Regions from separate parts of the Mus musculus genome. Here region 2 is linked to region 1. A link is a contact called in ENCODE POLR2A ChIA-PET data. All regions are on one chromosome and are shown on one strand. Each heading gives the region's core, a stretch centred on a gene start or an enhancer-like site at or near the end of the contact. The rest is flanking DNA. Distances are from core to core; before and after follow the strand shown. Region 1 holds the start of Rpl10 (ribosomal protein L10). Region 2 holds the start of Lage3 (L antigen family, member 3).

The links. ChIA-PET counts read pairs that join two places held with the same protein, here RNA polymerase II (POLR2A).
Region 2: POLR2A ChIA-PET joins it to region 1 with 26 read pairs in Patski. The contact joins the promoter of Lage3 here to the promoter of Rpl10 in region 1. POLR2A ChIA-PET finds 5 or more read pairs at or near these places in 4 of 5 experiments (Patski and embryonic stem cell).

What each region holds. Positions count from the first base shown.
Region 1 is chrX:74,268,116-74,272,946 of GRCm38, forward strand. It overlaps Rpl10 (ribosomal protein L10), which reads left to right and starts at 2,701. Exons shown (of 7, transcript NM_052835.3): 1 at 2,701-2,759; 2 at 2,864-2,909; 3 at 3,545-3,603; 4 at 3,685-3,792; 5 at 4,064-4,202; 6 at 4,557-4,719; 7 at 4,800-4,831. The coding sequence starts at 2,887. Snora70 (small nucleolar RNA, H/ACA box 70) reads left to right here and starts at 4,377; the gene lies at 4,377-4,505.
Region 2 is chrX:74,349,970-74,354,999 of GRCm38, forward strand. Lage3 (L antigen family, member 3) reads right to left here and starts at 3,649. Exons shown (of 3, transcript NM_025410.2): 1 at 3,356-3,649; 2 at 2,905-3,033; 3 at 2,193-2,529. The coding sequence starts at 3,558. The coding sequence ends at 2,415.

The DNA of each region.
Region 1 (4,831 bases), core at 1,451-3,950:
CCAGGATCCTTAGGGTCCTACCTGTGCCTAGGGACATATTGGGAACAGTTTCTTTTTTTTTTTGGTTTTTTGAGACAGGGTTTCTCTGTATAGCCCTGGCTGTCCTGGAGCTCACTTTGTAGACCAGGCTGGCCTCGAACTCAGAAATCCGCCTGCCTCTGCCTCCCGAGTGCTGGGATTAAAGGCGTGCGCCACCACACCCGGCTTGGGAACAGTTTCTGAAGACCCTGTTCTCTGAGAGCCTGGCCATTATGTTCTATGTGGCTCCATCTCTACTGGGGACCCAGATGGGGAAATTAGAGTAAGAGGGAACAACTGATAAGCCAGGATGGGTACATGAACCCAGTGCCAGCTAGCACCTGTAAATAGGTCAAGACCATGCCTATTTACAGAGAGGCCCATGAAGGAATCCCACGGCAAAGGCACCAAGCAAAATGTGAGAGGGCAATCCAAACCCCTGACCCTGGTTCTCTGAGACCATCCCAGACAGGAGAAGCCTGGGTACTTGCTATCACCTTATTCTCTACCTTCTAATCAAAGTATGGGAAAAGTAGCTCTGGAAGACAAAACAACACTGAGTGTGTGTGTGTGTGTGTGTGTGTGTGTGTGTGTGTGTGTGTGTACTGAGCCTGGCTGTATCTCAAAGAGCTGAAGGACACTCTGCCCTGTACACTGGCTGAAAGCATATCTCATGTAGTACAAACATCCTCATACAGGGAAGGCCTGGGAGACTGTGCTCCTGGGGATCAAGACTTACAAAGCAGGGCCATGCAGTTTCAAACATTTATACACATAAAGTAAATACATGTAAGGGCTGAAGAGATGGGTTAGCTGTAAGAGAACTAGTTCTTGCAGAGGATCTGAGATTGATTCCTAGTACCCACAGGGAGGCTCACAACTGTCAGTAACTCCGGTTCTAGGGGATCTGACACCCTCTTCTGGCTTCTGCCAGCTTCAGAAATGTATGCTGTACACTTGCATGCTTGCATGCAAAACACTCATACGAATATAAATGCATGGCTGGCTGTGGTGGCACAGGTCTTAGATCTGCACACATAGGTATGTGGATCTCTGTTTGCTGAAGGCCATCCTGATCTACATAAGTGAGTTTCAGGTCACCGGGGCTGACACACTCAGATCCTGTCTGAAGAAATAAATGTTTAATTGAAAAGGTGGTCAAAGCCGGGCGTGGTGGCACACACCTTTAATCCCAGCACTTGGGAGGCAGAGGCAGTCGGATTTCTGAGTTCCAGGCCAGCCTGGTCTACAGAGTTCCAGGACAGTCAAGACTACACAGAGAAACCCTTTCTCAACAAACAAACAAACAAAATGAAGAAAAATGTGGTACATTTGCAAAATGGAGAAACCCTGTCTTGAAAAACCAAAAAGAAAGATAAGAAAAGGTGGTCAAAATATATAGACTATTCTCATTTATCTCTCTCCAGCTAAAGAAACAGCCACCTCCACAACTGCACAAATACCAATCAGGTGGAGAGGACTGGCAGGACAGAACTGTTTTCAGAGGATAGATATCAATTTGTGAAGCCTCCAGGAACTGGATAAGTGTCACAGGGAAGCTATTTGGCAGAAGCAATCTAGTAGCTCTGGTTTGTGGCTGGGAATCTTAAATGTGCTGGAACAAGCTGGGCACATGTAACCAGGGAGCGGCACCATGGGATGTTGGGAGGGAAGGCCCTTGGTCCCTATACTTTTGTTCCTATCATGTCTCCCTAAGTGACACAAGAGGCACAAATTCATAGAGTCTGAGTGACTGATGATGCTCAGACACGTGCTCCTAGATCAGAACAGTGTTCCCGTTCTGGTGCCTCCCTAGATTGTAACCTTATATGGGAGAGTAGTTAGTGGTTAGCTGCCAATCCTTCTAGACACACCCAGATGTACATTTTGAATTCTTCATAGTGAAAAGAAGAGGTGTGCTACACCTAGTTTTTCTCTCGGAATCTGGGGCAAAGGAACTCCGACTCTCCTACTAGGGCGTGGCCCACAGCACCGCGACCCTCCTGGGGCTAGTAGGAAGTAATGATATCGCCATCGTCTTTGCCCAGTCTCCAGTCTCCCTAAGAACACGTCTTTTCCTGAGAATTAGAGTGGGGCGGGCCCAACTAGCGAGGAGGACAGTGAGCGCCTAACGGAGATTTTTTTCCTCTAAGGGAGATTTTAATTGGTCTCCTGAAAGCAATCAAGCACCTATCATGGTGCTCTTTGTTGGCTCTTAGACGTCAGCTTTGTGGGTGGGTCTCCAACCTCCCGGGTGACAAAGGAACTTCGGAGTCCCTACCATGGAACGTTCGCGCCATTTCCTGTAGCCTTGAGGAAGGCCTGAACCAGCACTCTAGAGCCCTGTAAGCAAAGGAACACCTCCGTGACGGTCCAGTTCCACTGAGAAAGACTCCCCTTTTCAAGTCTTAGAATATTGGCAATCATACGTAATAGCAAAACCTGTCAATGGCTCTCCGCCCAATATGGCCAGGCGGAAGCTGGTTTCTCTTGCCTATGTGTCGAAATCCCATTCGCCAGCATGCAGTTCCCTATTCCGGTATCCAGTCACCAATAAGCTCTGTGCTTCGTTCGGTCCCGCCTGGTACACATGCGCAGAGCAGCGCTGCATCTATGATCTTAGCGTCTGATAGAGCGTCGACACCACCCCCTGGCTGTAACTCTATGGTTGTTACAGTGGAAGATAGGCCGCCTATATAAGGCGTGAGCAGGCGTGGGAGCGTCTCTTTTCCTCTGGCGCGGTGAGTGAGTTCGGTCACGGTTTTTTACGATGGTCTCGTAATTTTTCTTTGGGATTTTTTTTACACTTATTCTGTGTCTGTATTCTTTGACTGTTTCATTACAGCCACCGACGATCCTATTGTCATCATGGGCCGCCGCCCCGCCCGGTGGTGAGTGCTGAACCCATGCAATCTTCCTACTGTGAAAACTGAGGGAAAAATGCATTTCTTTCGAAAGACTTTTTTTTTATGGGTGGACTCTCTGCCACTTAGAGACCCTGAAGTAAAGACTGACTTCGGGTTTTCTTTAATACTTTACTGGGACCTTTATTTTGAGGCTGTGGGTGGCGTTACCCAATACTAAAGCGCTTGGGTAGAACTAGCATGTCCGTGTGCATCCAATCCTCTGCGTCGCAAATGAGCCTTTTTACAACGCCTACCAGGCCTTCTTGGTCACTTTTGCGTCCGTCTTTTATTTCCGGCCTTGAGCTTTGTGGTTTTTAACAGGACACCAAGGGCTGACCAGTCCGTAGGCGCCGCCTAAACGCGTGTCCTGAAGAGGACGCCATATTCTCTTAACGTGGCTAAGGCGGGTCTTCTGTCACATGCTAGGAAAATTGTGATATCTCACCCAACTCTGGTTAGAGGGTGATGCTAGTGCATGATTCTTTTTCTGTTTTATAATTTGTGTAATTGTTTAACAACAAGTTGCCTTAGAATCAGTTACCCTGAATGGAAACTGGATTCAGAGCTGGTTTAGTCCTGTTGTCACCATTAATCACACCTGAGTTTCCTTCCTTCTATAGTTACCGGTATTGTAAGAACAAGCCATACCCAAAGTCTCGTTTCTGCCGTGGTGTCCCTGGTAAGTAGTGACAAACTTCGAACTGGATCGGTGTTTGTCTATTCCCCACTTCTCGAGAACTTTAAACCACGTGTTTTTCAGATGCTAAGATCCGAATCTTTGATTTGGGACGGAAGAAAGCAAAAGTTGATGAATTCCCACTTTGTGGCCATATGGTGTCAGATGAATATGAGCAACTCTCTTCTGAAGGTGAGACAGCTCCCATTTGTTAATTGGCTCTTTTTTTTTTTTTTTTTGGTTTTTCGAGACGGTTTCTCTGTAGCCTTGGCTGTCCTGGAACTCACTTTGTAGACCAGGCTGGCCTCAAACTCAGAAATCCACCTCCCAAGTGCTGGGATTAAAGGCATGGACCACCATGCCCGGTGTGTTAATTGGCATTTCTTGTGTACTTGTGGATTATATATTATAATTTATTCAATGTCCTGACACCCTGTTTCACTGCTGTTATTTCCCCATTCAGCACTGGAGGCTGCCCGTATTTGTGCCAACAAATACATGGTAAAGAGTTGTGGCAAGGATGGCTTTCATATCCGAGTGAGGCTCCACCCTTTCCATGTCATCCGTATCAACAAGATGTTGTCCTGTGCTGGGGCTGACAGGTAAGCTGGTGTTTTATTTGGTTTTGAGACAGGGTTTCTCTGTATCCCTGGCTGTCCGGGAACTTAATGTACACCAGGCATATCTGAGATCTGCCTGCCTCTGCCTCCCAAGTGATTAAAAACCACCACTGTCCAGCAGTATTTTTAGGGATTTCTTTGATTTTTTGTGCAGCTAATTAAGCCGACCAAGTCCCCTTTTCCCATGGGGACTTTGGTGTGCAATGGTTGCAAACAGCAGCCTCCTTGGTAGTGTATGTAGCCTATTATCTATATGGGCTGCCTCAAGGGACCTTGGAGACAATTTTCTGGCAGTTGGTAATCAGGCCTCTGATCACAATGTTGTCCCTGATCTAGGCTCCAGACAGGGATGCGTGGTGCCTTTGGGAAGCCCCAGGGCACAGTGGCCAGGGTTCACATTGGCCAGGTCATCATGTCCATCCGAACCAAGTTGCAGAACAAGGAACATGTGATTGAGGCTCTGCGAAGAGCCAAGTTCAAGTTCCCTGGCCGCCAGAAGGTAGGTAGTGGTATTTAAGTTCTTCTGTTTTCTTGCTCTGGTCCTCCTTGCTGAGTTTGTTATTTTCTATTTCCTTCTAGATCCACATCTCAAAGAAGTGGGGCTTCACCAA
Region 2 (5,030 bases), core at 2,399-4,898, 83 kb after region 1:
AAGAGCAACTGTTCCTCTTGCAGAGGACCCTAGTTCAATTCCTAACACCCATGCATTGACTCACACCCAAGGAAAGAGACTAAGGCCTGGGAAAAGAATCTGCTCCTGTGACAACTCTCCTTAGCCCTGAAAGCAAGACTAGTAGCTGCCTTCTCTTTTGGATGGCAGTAGGAAGGGTCAGAAAGGTCATGCCTCAGTAATGAGAAAAGCCTACTTCTATACACAGCTGCTCTGCTCCATGCAGCATTCCCTCAAAGTAACATACAAAGGTTCATATACCCTCCAAGGGATACAAAGAAGCAGGAAAACTCAACTCAGATGAAAGGAAAAAAATATTAGTAGAAAGGAAAAGGTACAATGGCTTTTATTCTGAGAAACATAACCTATACAGAAAATCTGATGGCATGTACAAATAAACCACTGGGCTGAGGGTAGCCACGTTGTAGGGCATGTTTTATGGGGAGTTGATGTCAGACACTTTTCCTTACAAGGTGGAGAAGCTAACTAAGCTCTATTTCTGGGTTATTTGTTTTTACATAAACAAAGTTTTTTGGGAGGGGATGTACTGGCATTTGGTTTAGGGGGGGAAATATTAGCAGCGCTAAGAATTTGAAAAAAACAGTATCTGGTGGGTAGACTTACTTTCAGGAGTACATTTACTAGGGTATGTCGAGAACATTCAAAGAAATCTTACTAAGAGCTCATAAACTAATCAAGAATAATCATTTGTTCAAACATGTATTTACAAGAATCATATCCAAATTATTTCTCAGGAAACAAGGCAGGAGAATCAGTGGTTCAAGGTCATCCCAGCTATTTAATGTGTCTGAGAACAAGCTGGGGTATATGAGACTCTTATAAAATAAAAGAAAAATTGGAAGAATGAAATGATTTTTTCGAGACAGGGTTTTTCTGTGTAGCCCTGGATGTCCTGGAACTCACTCTGTAGACCTGCCTGGTCTTAAACTCAAAAATCCTCCTGCCTCTGACTCCCAAGTACTGGGATTAAAGTCATGTGCCACCACGCCCGGCTGAATGAAATGATTTTTAAGTATTCAACAATTACATTAAATTGCACCACATATATGCCTATTTCAGTGTTTAAAAATTATTTTTTATGCACAAGCCGGGTTTAATGGTGAATGCCTGAGGTCCCAGCAGCACCTGAAAGTAGAGATGAGGATAAGAAACTGAAGAGTTTGAGGCCAGCCTAGGCTATGAGACCCTTTCTCAAAAAATAAAAACAACTTGGCTAGAAAGAAGGAAAATGCACTATAGGTGAAAAAAAAATCTTAAGAAGAATTATAATGCTAAACTTAAAATTTTTATTTATTTGGTGTTTGTGGTATGCATATGTGCAAACACTCTCCAAGGTCAGAGGACAACTTGTAGGAGTTGGTTTTTTCCTATCACTTTGTAGGATTCAAACCACCATAGCGCATGGAATTTTAATTTTCCTGTATTTCTGAAATTATCCTCATTCACTTTCTTCTAATATATTTTTACAGTACTGGGAATTGAACCAAAGACTTCATACATTTTAAATGAATACTCTTACCTTGTACTAACAAACACCTGAGCCGGGCAGTGGTGGTGCCCACCTTTAATCTCAGCATTTGGGAGGCAGAGGCAGGTGGATTTCTGAGTTTGAGACCAGCCTGGTCTACAGAGTGAGTTCCAGGACAGACAAGACTACACGAGAAACCCTGTCTTAAAAAAAAAGAAAAAGGGCTGGCGAGATGGCTCAGCTGTTAAGAGCACTGACCACTCTTCCAAAGGTCCCGAGTTCAAATCCCAGCAACCACATGGTGGCTCACAACCACTCGTAATGAGATCTGACACCCTCTTCTGGTGTGTCTAAAGACAGCTAAAGTGCACTTATGTATAATAATAAATAAATCTTCGGGCTGGAGTGAGCAGGGACTGAGCAAACGGAGTTGACTGGAGCAAGCTGGCTGACCGTAGCGAATGGGGTTGACCGGAGCGAGCAGCGGTCCTAAATACAATTCCCAACAACCACATGAAGACGCAAAACCATCTGTACAGCTATAGTGTACTCATATGCATAAAAATGAATAAATAAATCTTTTTAAAACAAAGAAAAGAAAAAACAAACAAAAGAAACCACCTGAATTCCAGAGCCCCTCCTCCAACACAAAATAAAAACCAAAGAAAATTTAGAGGCTGAAAATAAGCTCAAATGCAGATTAGCAACATAGCTTTATTTTCTTCAGCAACAAACATTGAAGCACCAGACCAAATGGCTCCTAAGTGCCTGAGGACCAAATCAGGAAAAAAATATTAGGCCCCCACATTTATGTAGTAGTTACTATTTCTAGAATCTTTTCCCTAGGGAAAATTGTATTGCTTAGGAGGAGACGGAGATAAGGTCAGACATGGGTCCCCAGCCAGGCTTAACAGGAAACTGGGGGCCCAAAGAGCTGTATGGTGTTCACCACTAGGGAAAGCTGGTCAAGAAAGTTGATGATGGAAAGTCGGAGGAGGCGAGAATCTTCCGCGATCCAGCGTCTAAGAGTGAGGAAAAGAACATCAAATTCAAACTGGTAGTTTCTACCCTTATTTCTTTCCTTTTATTTATTTTTTTTTTTTTGGAAATAGATAGAAAATCTCTCACTATGTAGCCATGGTTGGCTTAGGGATTGCTATGTGGATCTGGCTGGCCTGGAACTCACAGTAATCAGACCATCTGCCTTTCTCTTGGCTCCTACCCTTTCTTCATCTGTCAGGCATCCACTGTACTGCAGGTAGAGACTAGACTGGTCCAGTGCATCATGCCTTTCCTTAAAAATCACTCTAGTGTGATGATGTCTCTGAGGAAGTGCAGCCTAGGGTGGAGGATGGCCCAGACACCTACCCAGCATCCTAGACTCTTTCAACACTTACACCTCCAGCATGCAGCCGCTCACTTTAAGCTCCTTCCCTACCAGTCCTCGATGTGGTTCGACATCTGGAACTAGGGACCCACAGGCGATTTCTGCCTCCAAAGAGGTCGGGAAAGGCACGAAGAGGGAGCTGGTAGAGACTCAGGAAAGGCACCATCTTGAATCAACTTTGCCTCCTTACCCCTCTAAAATCATCGCATCTGGTCTAAGCTCCCCAGGCTATATCTTCCACATTGCTTGGGCCATTCCTGCTCATTTCCCTCCACCCTGCTGCCCCTCCTCTGTTGTCAAGGAACTTTTCATGCCCAGGCCATACCCCAATCAGCGGGTCCCTCTGCTTCCCTCCTCCCTGCTTTTTTTTCTTTTCTTTTCTTTCTTTTTTTACCCTCCTCCAGACTACCCGCTTCCCTGTTTCAAGCATCCCGCAGATATGTCCATGTCCGGTAGGATACAATCTGTGATGTCGGGTTCCAGGCCTTTGGGTTAAAGGCACCATGCTTTTGCTGGAATTTCGGGAGGCTTCCAGTGCTCTTGCAACAGGGTGAGCTCCACTGGGAATAACTGCCTTTGTGCCTGCATTACCAGGACAACAGCGGCTAGTCTGACCATCGGCGCCATCTGCAGTGTGGCTTAAACCTGTGTGTGCTGTCTGCATGTCTGCTGCTGTTCCTCCTTTCAACCCACCTTCGCGTTACCAGCCCGCCGCCTCTGCCATTGCTGCGGCCCAGAACCCGCCTTATCCTCCGGAAGCTCCGCCCCTCGCACAGGCTGCCATTCCACACGCGCCTGCGCGAACGGGGAAGGTGGTGGGGCCGGGGAGGGGCGAGGGGCGGGGGGGGGGGAGGGAGGCGGGGCGGGGAGGAGCGGTGGGGGGGGGGGGTGGGGGTGGGCAGGAGGACTCTCCAGGGATTTATAGGTTGATCTGGTCAGCTTCTGCCTCCAAAGTGCATCACCATGCCAAGTTGTCCCTACAGTTTCCTAAAAGGGACCTAAGGTGATATTTTCTAAAAAACAAAACCACAACAAAAACCAAAACACTATCAAACCAAAAAACTGTCAAGTGGCCTGGTGTGGTGATGCCTGAAGAAATCTTAGCATTTAGGACCATGGTTCTCAATCTGTGGGTTGACCCAAGTTGGGGTCACATATCAGATATCCTGCATATCAGATATTTACATTACAACTCATAACAGTAACAAAATTACAGTTATGAGGTAGCAATGAAAATAATTTTATGGTTGGGGTCACCATAACATGAGGAACATATTAAAGGGTTGCAGCATTAGGAAGGTTGAGAACCACTGATTTAGGAGGTGGGAATAGTTCTTTGCTTAAGTTGGAGGTCAGCCTGATCTACATAACCACTTCTAGGCTATCCAGACTTACATATTTATATCATCTCAAAAGCAGTCACAAAACAGAAAACCCCATCAACAAACAAATGAAGTGAAATGAGATTTTGAGTATCAGCAAGCAAGAGGTTTCTTTATTTTTCCAGATAAGTTCTCTTAGCCAGGGTTACATGCCTTTAATCCCGACACTTTGGAGGCAGAGCAGGTGGCTGTGAAGTTGAAGTCAACCTGGTCTTCATAGTGAGTTCTAGGACAGCTATATAGTGAGGCCCTGTTGAGGGTGGTGGTAGAGGGATCGGGAAAGGAAGGAGAGAGGGGGGACAGAGAGGACAGAGAGGAGAAAGAGGAGAGAGAGACTCTATGTAGGTCTGGCTGTCCTGGAAGTTGTTCTGTAGACCAGGCTGGCCTCAAACTCAGAGATCTTCCTGCCTTTGTCTTCTGAGTGCCAGGATTAAAACACAACCCTCACCCCAGCTAAATGTATTTATTTTTATTGTATGTGTTTGAGTGTTTTCCCTGTTTGTATATAAGTGCACCTACTGTGTGCAGGTCCTGGTATCTATGTGAATCCTGTAACTGGAGTTGTGGGTGGTTATAAACTGTCATGTGGGTGCTGGGAACTGAATCCAGGTCCTTTGCAAGAGCAGCAAGTTTTAATTACTGAAGCAGCTCCAGCTCCTCTCCTTGAACACCTTCAAAAGCCCTGAGATTTTCTTTTACAACTGTCTACAGCTTATCCTCCACAAAATCATTCCTAATTTCATTTTTAAAAATA